Regions from separate parts of the Mus musculus genome. Here regions 2 and 3 are each linked to region 1. The links are chromatin contacts, found by POLR2A ChIA-PET in ENCODE. All regions are on one chromosome and are shown on one strand. Each heading gives the region's core, a stretch centred on a gene start or an enhancer-like site at or near the end of the contact. The rest is flanking DNA. Distances are from core to core; before and after follow the strand shown. Region 1 holds the start of Hspb1 (heat shock protein 1). Region 2 holds the start of Dtx2 (deltex 2, E3 ubiquitin ligase). Region 3 holds the start of Mdh2 (malate dehydrogenase 2, NAD (mitochondrial)).

The links. ChIA-PET counts read pairs that join two places held with the same protein, here RNA polymerase II (POLR2A).
Region 2: POLR2A ChIA-PET joins it to region 1 with 15 read pairs in Patski. The contact joins the promoter of Dtx2 here to the promoter of Hspb1 in region 1. POLR2A ChIA-PET finds 5 or more read pairs at or near these places in 3 of 5 experiments (Patski and embryonic stem cell).
Region 3: POLR2A ChIA-PET joins it to region 1 with 26 read pairs in Patski. The contact joins the promoter of Mdh2 here to the promoter of Hspb1 in region 1. POLR2A ChIA-PET finds 5 or more read pairs at or near these places in 4 of 5 experiments (Patski and embryonic stem cell).

What each region holds. Positions count from the first base shown.
Region 1 is chr5:135,886,299-135,889,462 of GRCm38, reverse strand. Hspb1 (heat shock protein 1) reads right to left here and starts at 1,544. Exons shown (of 3, transcript NM_013560.2): 1 at 1,029-1,544; 2 at 351-414; 3 at 1-222. The coding sequence starts at 1,404. The coding sequence ends at 33.
Region 2 is chr5:135,993,147-135,996,310 of GRCm38, reverse strand. It overlaps Dtx2 (deltex 2, E3 ubiquitin ligase), which reads right to left and starts at 1,511. Exons shown (of 11, transcript NM_001256096.1): 1 at 1,345-1,511; 2 at 1-21.
Region 3 is chr5:135,777,062-135,780,225 of GRCm38, reverse strand. It overlaps Mdh2 (malate dehydrogenase 2, NAD (mitochondrial)), which reads right to left and starts at 1,577. Exons shown (of 9, transcript NM_008617.2): 1 at 1,425-1,577. The coding sequence starts at 1,490. It overlaps Styxl1 (serine/threonine/tyrosine interacting-like 1), which reads left to right and starts at 1,841. Exons shown (of 9, transcript NM_029659.4): 1 at 1,841-1,975. It overlaps Gm30205 (a long non-coding RNA gene), which reads right to left. Exons shown (of 5, transcript XR_003955810.1): 5 at 2,242-2,304.

The DNA of each region.
Region 1 (3,164 bases), core at 295-2,794:
GCTATGGGAGATAGGCAGCAGGCTGATGGCTTCTACTTGGCTCCAGACTGTTCAGACTTCCCAGCTTCTGGGCCCCCAATTTGGGCGCGGGCCTCGAAAGTAACCGGAATGGTGATCTCCGCTGACTGCGTGACTGCTTTGGGCAACGGAGCCTCCACGGTAAGTGTGCCCTCAGGGGATAGGGAAGAGGACACTAGGGTGGGGTCCACACCTGGAGGGAGCCTGGACACACAGAAAATCAGGGCAAGGGTTACACATCCCTCCTGACCCGGGGCTCTTCGCCCTCCGCCCTGGGTCCGCTCCCCCTCCCCCCCACCTCCCCGCCCTCCATGCAAGGAATCAGAACTCACGTGTATTTCCGGGTGAAGCACCGAGAGATGTAGCCATGTTCGTCCTGCCTTTCTTCGTGCTTGCCTGTGGGTGGGGACAGAAGGTCAGAAGCAGCCCTCTGCTGTCCTAGCTAAGGAGTGGCTGGGACCCCCCAGGGAGGCAAACAAACCCGAGTGCGGCGGGGTGCCTGACTGTCTGGAATCTTAAAACTTTCCAGAAACTTCCCTTCTGAGATTTGGGATGCGAAGGGCTTGGCTCTGACCCAGACTTGGATACCAGGGTAGGTATACTCAAAGCCTCTGCGGCTGGGTCTAGGGACCCTGATCCTGCCGCTTGCTTATTTGGGAATGAGGTCTTCCAGAAGGTGTGTTGGGTCTTCCTTCATTTTGTTTCTGTGCTGCGGGTGGAACGCAAAGCCTCAAGGCCTCCCGGCAGGCCAGGCGAAGCTCTACCCTGAGCTACATCCCCAGCTGTTGGTCCATATCATCGAAGATGACAGAGCTTTTAAGAGCAACCTGCACCCCGCGTTCCGGGGCAAGAGAAGCAGGCAAAGGAGAATGATGCGGGCTCCGGGTCCCTAGGTTCATTTCTAACTTCTCAGGGTTCTATTCCTCAGGGTTTCAGCCCCCACCCTCAGCCCCCCAGCCACCACTCTCGCCTCGGCAGCTTCGTCCCCTCTGGGCACAAGGGAAACTCACCAGTGATCTCCACCACGCCTTCCTTGGTCTTCACTGTGAGCTCCTCCGGAGCGAAGTGGTTGACGTCCAGGGACACGCGCCAGCGATCAGCCGTCTGTCGGATCTCCGAGACCCCGCTGCTGAGCTGTCGGTTGAGCGCTCGGCTGAAGGCTGGTGCGGCCAGGGTCACCGCCGCGGGGCCCTCGGCGGTCGCGGCGGGCAGCGGGCGCACGTATCCGGGCCACCCAGCGGCGCTGAACCACTGCGACCACTCATCGGGCAACCGGGGCACCCCGAAAGCTTGATCGAAGAGGCGGCTGTGTGCAGGGTACCAGTCCCGGAATGGTTCCCAGCTCGGGCTCCGCAGCAGCGAGAAGGGCACGCGGCGCTCGGTCATGTTCTTGGCTGGTCAAGGCTGAGGATCTAGAAGCACTGGGCTGAGGATCCGAGAAGTGCCGGACTGGAGCCCCAGCGTGCTTTTATGTGTGCCCAGCCGGGTATTTTTAGCAGGCGGTGCTTCAGGTCTCTATTAATGGCAATGACCGTCTCAGGGGCCGCCCCTCGCCGCCCCTCCCCTCTGCATTCCTCCCCCTAAGCTTGCAAAGGGGGCGGGCAGGCGGGGCCAGGAAGGTTCTGCCCCCATCTGGAAACTTCTCTTGTTGAAGAAAACAAATGACGGCGTAATACCGGTAGCTGGAGCGATTCCCACTGTCGGGTTTAGGACACTGCTGGCTGAAGGGCGGTGGCCTGGGGCCAGCCCCATTTTTTATTGAGAATAACCAGGAGAGGTTAGGTCTTTTGTGTCGCAACTGGGAAGCAACTGAACCTGGTCTGAACCAGAAGGAGGCCCGTGGGAACACACATGTCATGGCACACCTGTGGAGGTCTCATGACACCGGCAAGATAGCTGTCTTCTATAGTGTATCTCCTGGGGAGCAAAGGCTTCGTGGCAGGCGCCTTAGTGTTCACTGAGTATCTTTCTGACCCAGAAACTGACTTTCTTTCTTCTTTCTCTCTTTCTCTCTCCTCTCTCCTCTCTCTCTCTCTCTCTCTCTCTCTCTCTCTCTCTCTCTGAAGTAGGATTTTTCTTTTTTTATTTTGATGCTTTTTTTTTGTTTTGTTTTGCTTTGCTTTTTTTTTTTTTTTTTTTTTTTTTTTTCTGAAGACAATGTTTCTCTGCATAGCCCTGGTTGTCCTGGAACTCACTTTGTAGACCAGGCTGGCCTCGAATTCAGAAACCCGCCTGCCTCTGCCTCCCAAGTGCTGGGATTAAAGGTGTGCATCACCACCGCTGGGCTATTTGATGCTTTTTTTTTTTTTTTTTTTTTTGGTTTTTCGAGACAGGGTTTCTCTGTATAGCCCTGGCTGTCCTGGAATTCACTTTGTAGACCAGGCTGGCCTCGAACTCAGAAATCCACCTGCCCGTGCCTCCGGAGTGCTGGGATTAAAGGCGTGCCCCACCACACCCGGCCGCTTTTTTTTTTTATTATATATATATATATATATATATATATATATATATATATATATATAATGTGTATCAGTGTTTTGCCTACATGAATGTCTGTGTGAGAGTGTTAGATCTTGAGTTACAGAGAGTATCAGAAATTGGAATGCCAGGTGGGTGCTAGAATTTGAACCTGGATACTTGTACTGGCTGGTTTAGTGTCAAATTGATACAAGCTGGAGTTATCACAGAGAAAGGAGCCTCCTTTGAGGAAATACCTCCATGAGATCCAGCTATAAGGCATTTTCTCAATTAGAGATCGGGGGGGGGGGGGCATTGTGGGTGGAGCCATTCTTGGGCTGGTAGTCTTGGTTCTATAAGAGAGCAAGCTGGGCCAGGTGGTGGTGGTGCACGACTTTAATCCCAGCACTTGGGAGGCAGAGGCAGGTGGGTTTCTGAGTTCGAGGCCAGCCTGGTCTACAGAGTGAGTTCCAGGACAGCCAGGGCTATACAGAGAAACACTGTCTAGAAAAGACCCCCCCCCAAAAAAAAAGAGAGAGAGAGAAAGAGAGCGAGAGAACAAGCTGAGCAAGCCAGGGGAAGCAAGCCAGTGAGAAACATCCCTCCATGGCCTCTGCATCAGCTCCTGCTTTCTGACCTGCTTAATTCCAGTCCTGACTTCCTTTGGTGATGAACAGCAATGTGGAAAG
Region 2 (3,164 bases), core at 262-2,761, 110 kb before region 1:
GCCACACCGATTCCGAGGTACCTTTGCCAAAAAGATGATTAAGTCTTCAGTGAAGAATCGGCAAGAGAAAATGAGCGCACAGATGTTGGGTCCCGTGTGCTGTGGCTGGCAACTGGAAATTACCAGGCTTATTTTCCAACAGCTTGGGCAGGGAGCAGAAGCTAGGGACAGTCTTTCTCAGCCCACTCAATTAAACCCTTTCTCAGAAAAGTCTGCGTGAGGACTTCAGAAACCGGTCCCACGGATGGTCCATGAAGGAAATCAACACACCAGAGAGGATAAAAATTTGACCAAAGTCACACAGAAAATAAGCAAAGAGACTTGACACCTTGACCAACTGAAGTCAATCCTGATTCTCGTGGCTACTGGGAACTCTACATCACAGAACTGTTACTTTTGGGTTGTTGGGGGTTTTTTTGTTTTGTTTTGTTTTAAGCAGGGGCCACAGTATATAGCTTAGGGCTGGACTGGAACTCCTGAGTCTCCAGCTTCTGCCTCACAAGTGCTGAAATTACAGTCATAAATCACCACACCTGGCTAGCACTCTTTTGGGGAGTGAGAGGGATGTAATATAGTATCTTGTGATGAAGCACAGGCAAGCTTTAGCTACCCGCAAACCTTTGTCTCCCAAATACTGGGATTATAAATGTGCAACACATTGCTGGGCTCTCTAGAATTTTAAAGGGGCTAAGACGGCACGGAGAAAAGAGAGTTCATTAAAGGTCTTGCCTGTGAACACATTCCCATTCATGCCACTGTGGAGGCAAAGCTAACGCGGGCAACCCTGCAGCTGTGTGAGGGATAGGATGAAAAGCGGAGCTTCAAAACAGAGACACCCCAAAGTGCCCCAGAGACCCAGTCTGACACAGACCGAGAATGGAAAGGCAAACGCCTCCAAAGTCCAACTCTCTCAGACAGTGGTGGATCCCTATCGCCTGGATGTAACGCCCCCACACACACACAAACGCTCCAGGACTGAAACTGACCCCTCAGGGAGCCAGGGTAGCAATAGCCTCACTGCTCTTCCAGGTCCTGTAGGACTCAAACTGCCAGGGATGCGACCCCTGTCTCTGCAAAAAATAGGGCTCTTACCACACCCAGCCCAGTCCCCAACGCTCAGAGCGTCCCAACTGCGACTTCCCGCCTCCAGGACCCTGGTACCGAGGTGCCCAGGGCTCCCAACGCCCCCAGGACTCACCCATCCCGCCGGCACGGCCCTCCCTCCTCGCACGACCGCCCCCTTCCGGTCTCAGCTTGGCTCAATAGCCCCCTCTCCTCAACCCACCCACCCACCCTCGGGACCCCAGGCTGGGCGCCAGCAGGTGGCCCGCCCGTCCCGCTCACCGAGTCTGAGGGAAGCAGAAGGAACAGGTTGAGAGGACCGCCGACCTCCGGGCTCAGCTCCGGCTCGGCCTGGGAAGAACCCTCGAGTATGTCTCCGACTCCGAGCCGGAGGCAGCCGGAGTGAAACTCGGCGTCGCAGCCTCCAAGCACCGCGCTGCGCATGTCCACCTCACGCAGTGCCTTCTGGGAAATGTAGTTCTGATGAAGCTGAGTGGGCTGAACCAAAGCACACCAGCAGATATAAATGTACCCAGCCTTCTCTTTCTCCTACTGACTTACTCCCTCGCTAATCACTGATGCATTTGATTTTTAATAATTTTTATATTTCTTTTTATTATGTGTGTATATTCTGGAGGGGGGTGTACTTACAGAGGTCAAAGAACAACTTTAGGAGTCCGTTCTCCGTGTCCACCTTCACGTGGGTTCCACGGATCGAACTCAAGGTGTCAGGCTTGTCAGCAAATGCCTTTACCCTCTGAGCCCTATCGCCAACCCTGATTTTTCCTTTTGTGGTGTTGAGGATCAAAGTTAATGCAAGCACAGTAGACAAGTGTTCTACTACTAATTAATCCCCAGCTATAAGAGTCCACTTGTAGGGGTGGAAGGGGTCCAGGATCTCATGTACCTCGGAGTGGCTTTGAATTTGTGATGTAAGCCTAGGCTGCTCTTAAACTCTTGAACCTCCTGCCTCTGCTTCCTAATTGCTGAGCTTACAAGCACAGTCTTTAAAAACATAGATTTAAAATTTTTAAATAAGAAAAGAATCTATTAAAAAATGTTAAGCCGGGCGTGGTGGCGCATGCCTTTAATCCCAGCACTCAGGAGGCAGAGGCAGGCAGATTTCTGAGTTCGAGGCCAGCCTGGTCTACAAAGTGAGTTCCAGGACAGCCAGGGCTACACAGAGAAACCCTGTCTCGAAAAACAAACAAACAAACAAAAAACAAAAAACAAAAAAAAAAGTTAAACCTTGGCTTAAGTTGGCCTGGCTCAGTGGTAGAGCACTTATCTATCGAGTAGGCAGAAGACCCTGGATTTGCAAAAGAAGTCCTTAAAATTCCACTTCACAGAGCCTGTTCCATTCCCAGAACCTGCTCCCGGCTCACCAAGCAGAAAAGATGAACACAGCTAGAGAAGTCAAGGAGGCCTGGCCTCAGCAGTGTCACTGAGGAGCAGGGGTGCTTGCTACTGTTTTGCTTGGAAAGGCAGAATTGTGTTGCTTCCTGCCTCTGCTAATTGGTCTCCATCTGACACTGCAGAGGGACAGTCTGATAAGACACAGCTGCTTTGCTCATTATTTCTGATGAATGGATGGCACCTGGCATTTCCTAGTGCCGATGGTAGCCACCAAGGACCCACGTATAATCTATACAGCCAGAAAGATCTTAATGACTTCACAGCCCAAAGAAAACGTGTCTGTCCCCAAAAGCTCTACATAAGTCCCTCCTAGTGGAAGTAGGGGGATTTTTTGTTTATTTGTTTTGGAGACAGGGTGTCTTAGCACCTGGCTTCAGAGATGGCCTGCAACTACTAATCCCCCTGTCTCACCTTCTGAGATTGCAGGTGTGTACTGTTGTTCCCAGCTATAGAGGAGGACCAGGCAGGGGGAGCGGGGGGGGGGGGGGGGGGGGTTACCCAGGGCTTCCTGCACACTAAGCAAGCTCTCTGCTGACTCAGGCATATCCCCAGCCCTCCTAGCCTTAAATGGACTCCTGTCTGCTGATTTCCATTTTGCATCCATGAACTTACAAATAAGGACTCCTATTTTTTATTATTCTCATTTTTTTTTTTTTGTACAGGGATGGGTCATGCCACAGCATTCA
Region 3 (3,164 bases), core at 328-2,827, 110 kb after region 1:
TGCAGGTACCCACGGAGGGCAGAAGAAGGCTTCAGACCCTCTGGTGGTTGGAGTCACCTGCCTTGGGTCCTGGGAACCAAACTCTAGTCTCTGCAAAATCAGCAAGCACTTTTAACTGTGAGCACCTCTCCAGCCCCTTGCATCTTTATTTTTCAATGAATGGACTGAATGGGAAACAGGAAGACCTGACCTAGATGGTAAGAAATGTAGACTTCCCTGGAATGATCAGTTCTCCTCCGGAGCATGGTAATTGTTTCTCAAGCCTTGGTTGTATCAATTTTGCTAGAGATTTGTAAAAAATACTGACCCTGCCCTCTTGACACGATCCTGGGTCTCCTTTACTGATTCCGACATGCACTAGTTAAAGAGGCCCTGGCCCAGGAGAAGATTGACTATAAATAGCTTAGCTGTAACTGTCCTAGGCCAAGTCTACCCAAAGCAAGGATGATCCTCCAAGAATAATTCAAAAGAGATCCAGTGGAGGAGATGGTTCAGTGGGTAAGTGCATAAGGACCTGAGTTCAAAGCCCGGTTCCCCTGCCTGGCAGGTTCATCAAAGGCCTTCTCACTCTCATAAATAAATAAATAAATAAATAAATAAAGTCTACAACAGGGGTTCTTAAGCTTCCTAATGCTGCAACCCTTTAATACAGTTCCTCATGTTGAGGTGAACCCTTCAACCATAAAATTACTTTTAAAAATAAAATTGCTACTTCGTAACTGAAATTCTGTTACGGTTATGAGTCGTAATGTAAACATTTGCTACGGGACCCCTGTGAAAGGGTCATTCGATCCCAAGGTTGAGAACCGCTCGCTGGTCTAGTGTGTGATGGCCAAGACACCGATGTCCTTCTCTGGCCTCTGTACAATCATGTGCACATGACACCACACACACTCTGAAAAACGATGCTTGATGCACATCTTTAATGCCGGTACTGAGGCAGAGACTGGACTCCGTGAGTTCGAGGCCAGCCTGGTCCACATAAACGGACATAAAGCAAGCAATCCCTGGGCGGGAAGGCCACTGACTGTGCTAATTTCAATCGAATCTCCCAAACTACTGTGACCCTGATCCGTTCTCCACCCTCGGAGCCCCCGGCACTACGAAGTTAACGTCCGCGTTATTTCTCTCCTGGTGCCTCACATCCATGGAGGCTTCAAGGAGAAAATCAGTTAAGTCGAAGCAATGCAAAGTTGCATATAATGCAACTCGCATCCGGACCGCGAGCCTCGGCTTCTGCACCTACGTGGAGCGCAGACTATGGAGGAAACCTGGACTGACTCTGTCCCCCTTCCATGTTGGTCGGGATGTGAGCCGGGCGGCCCAGACGTCCAGAGTGAGCCTTGGATGGTTAAGAAACGCCGAGCTCCGGGGACGCGTGTGCCGCCCCCGGAGTTCCTTCCTAGGCAGGCAGCCCCTTGTACCTGGGCCGAAGTGCTGAAGCTGCGGCGGAGAGCGGCGCCGGCAGGACGGGCGAGAGCGGACAGCATGGCTAGGGCGGGCGGGACACGGAGCTACTGGCAGGAGCTACAAGAAGACGAGTGACTCCAACGACCTCCACTCTGCGCAGTGGCCGCCCGGTCCAGAGCCACCTGATCTCGCGAGAGAAGCGCAAGAAGCTTGAGCCAAATCTCGCGAGACAGGCTCGGCCGTGTGGTTCCTTGTCTAGCACGCCCTAGACCCGGCGAGCGAGGCCTGACGTCACGATTCTCTCCGGCTCCAAAGAAGTCATCTCTGGGCTCCGGCCACTTCCGAGATCTCGCGAGAGAGGCCCGGCTTCACTTTATCAGGCCGTTCCTTCCCCCGCCTCCTACCCCGCCCCTTGCCCCGCCCCTCCCCACCGTTAGCTTTGCCCACTTCCGGGACCTAGCGCTAGGACAGACGGTCACCAGGATTAGGCGGAATCTTGGGACCGCCCCTAGCAACCCGGTACTAGAAGGACTCTTGGAGCGCTCGCCCGGAGGACAGGCTCTAGGTTAGAAGTACCCGTTATCCCAGGTGGGGCTCCGGTCGGACGTCCTGCCGGGGAGCCTGACAGAAGTCGCGCAGCAGGTCAGGCGGCCCCGGAGCTCCTGACCTCAGCCAGGCCCAACTTTCCTGCCCCCTGGAAGAGGCCGGCTGGGGTCCCGGGGCGTCCCGGGGCGGGGTGGGCAGCATCTCCCCACCTGTTTCCTCCAGAGCCGCCCTTCCGACAAGTTACACAGAGCCTTGTTGAGGTTCCAGGCTTCTCACACAACCCGCTCGGAGGAGCGAGTACTCGCGTTGTCATGGCACCAGGCGATGTGCAGGACCGCGATCCTAGGTCTGGGACGGAGGAAGAAACGTTTGGTGACCGTGCCTCAGGCTTTGGGCTTGTCTCTACCCCTCAAACTCTCCAGCAGTGCAGGGAGCACGGTTCTGCAACTCTTCTTCTTGCTTTTCCTGCTCCCCCCTTCTTTTCCTTCCTTTCTTACTAAAATCCGCACAACACACGATTAAAAAAATAATAACTATTCTAAAGTTCAGGATCAGAGCTGGAGGGATGACTCTGGTTAAGAGCACTTGCTGCTCTTGCAGAGCTTCGATCCTGAGACGCTAGCAGGTGGCCCACAACCCCCTGAAACTCTAGCTTCAGGCATAGCCATTGCCGCAGGCATTCGTGTGCAGGTACCCACGGAGACACAGAAATAAACATTTAAAATGATAAAAATGTAAAAGTAAGGACCCATACACATACAGACGTGCACATATATGCACCTACATACATTCGAACGCATGCTACACACATAAAAAATATTCCGGAGGCTGCAGCAGAAGGATTGATGTGAGTTTGAGGCCAACATGAAACTCTGTTAAAAAAAAAACCAAAAAACAAAATAACAACCATGCAAACAAAAAGTTGGGGAGGGGGTTAGAGAAGGAACTGGAAGGGAGGGAACTGGTTGGATTTGTTCAAAAACACTTGGCATGAATGTGAAGTTCTCCAGCAATAAAGTATAAGTTCAGTGTCCTAGCTGTCCTTGAGCAGGCCTGTATTCCCAGGGACCTGGAGGCTGAAGCAGGATGGTAGCAAGTTCAGTGACTCAGTCTGGTTGGGGACAGTGACAGAGAAAGCAAGGCTGCTGGTGGTAACAAACGAGAACCAAAGAGCATAGCCACACACGAGAGCTGGCGATGGCTGGCCG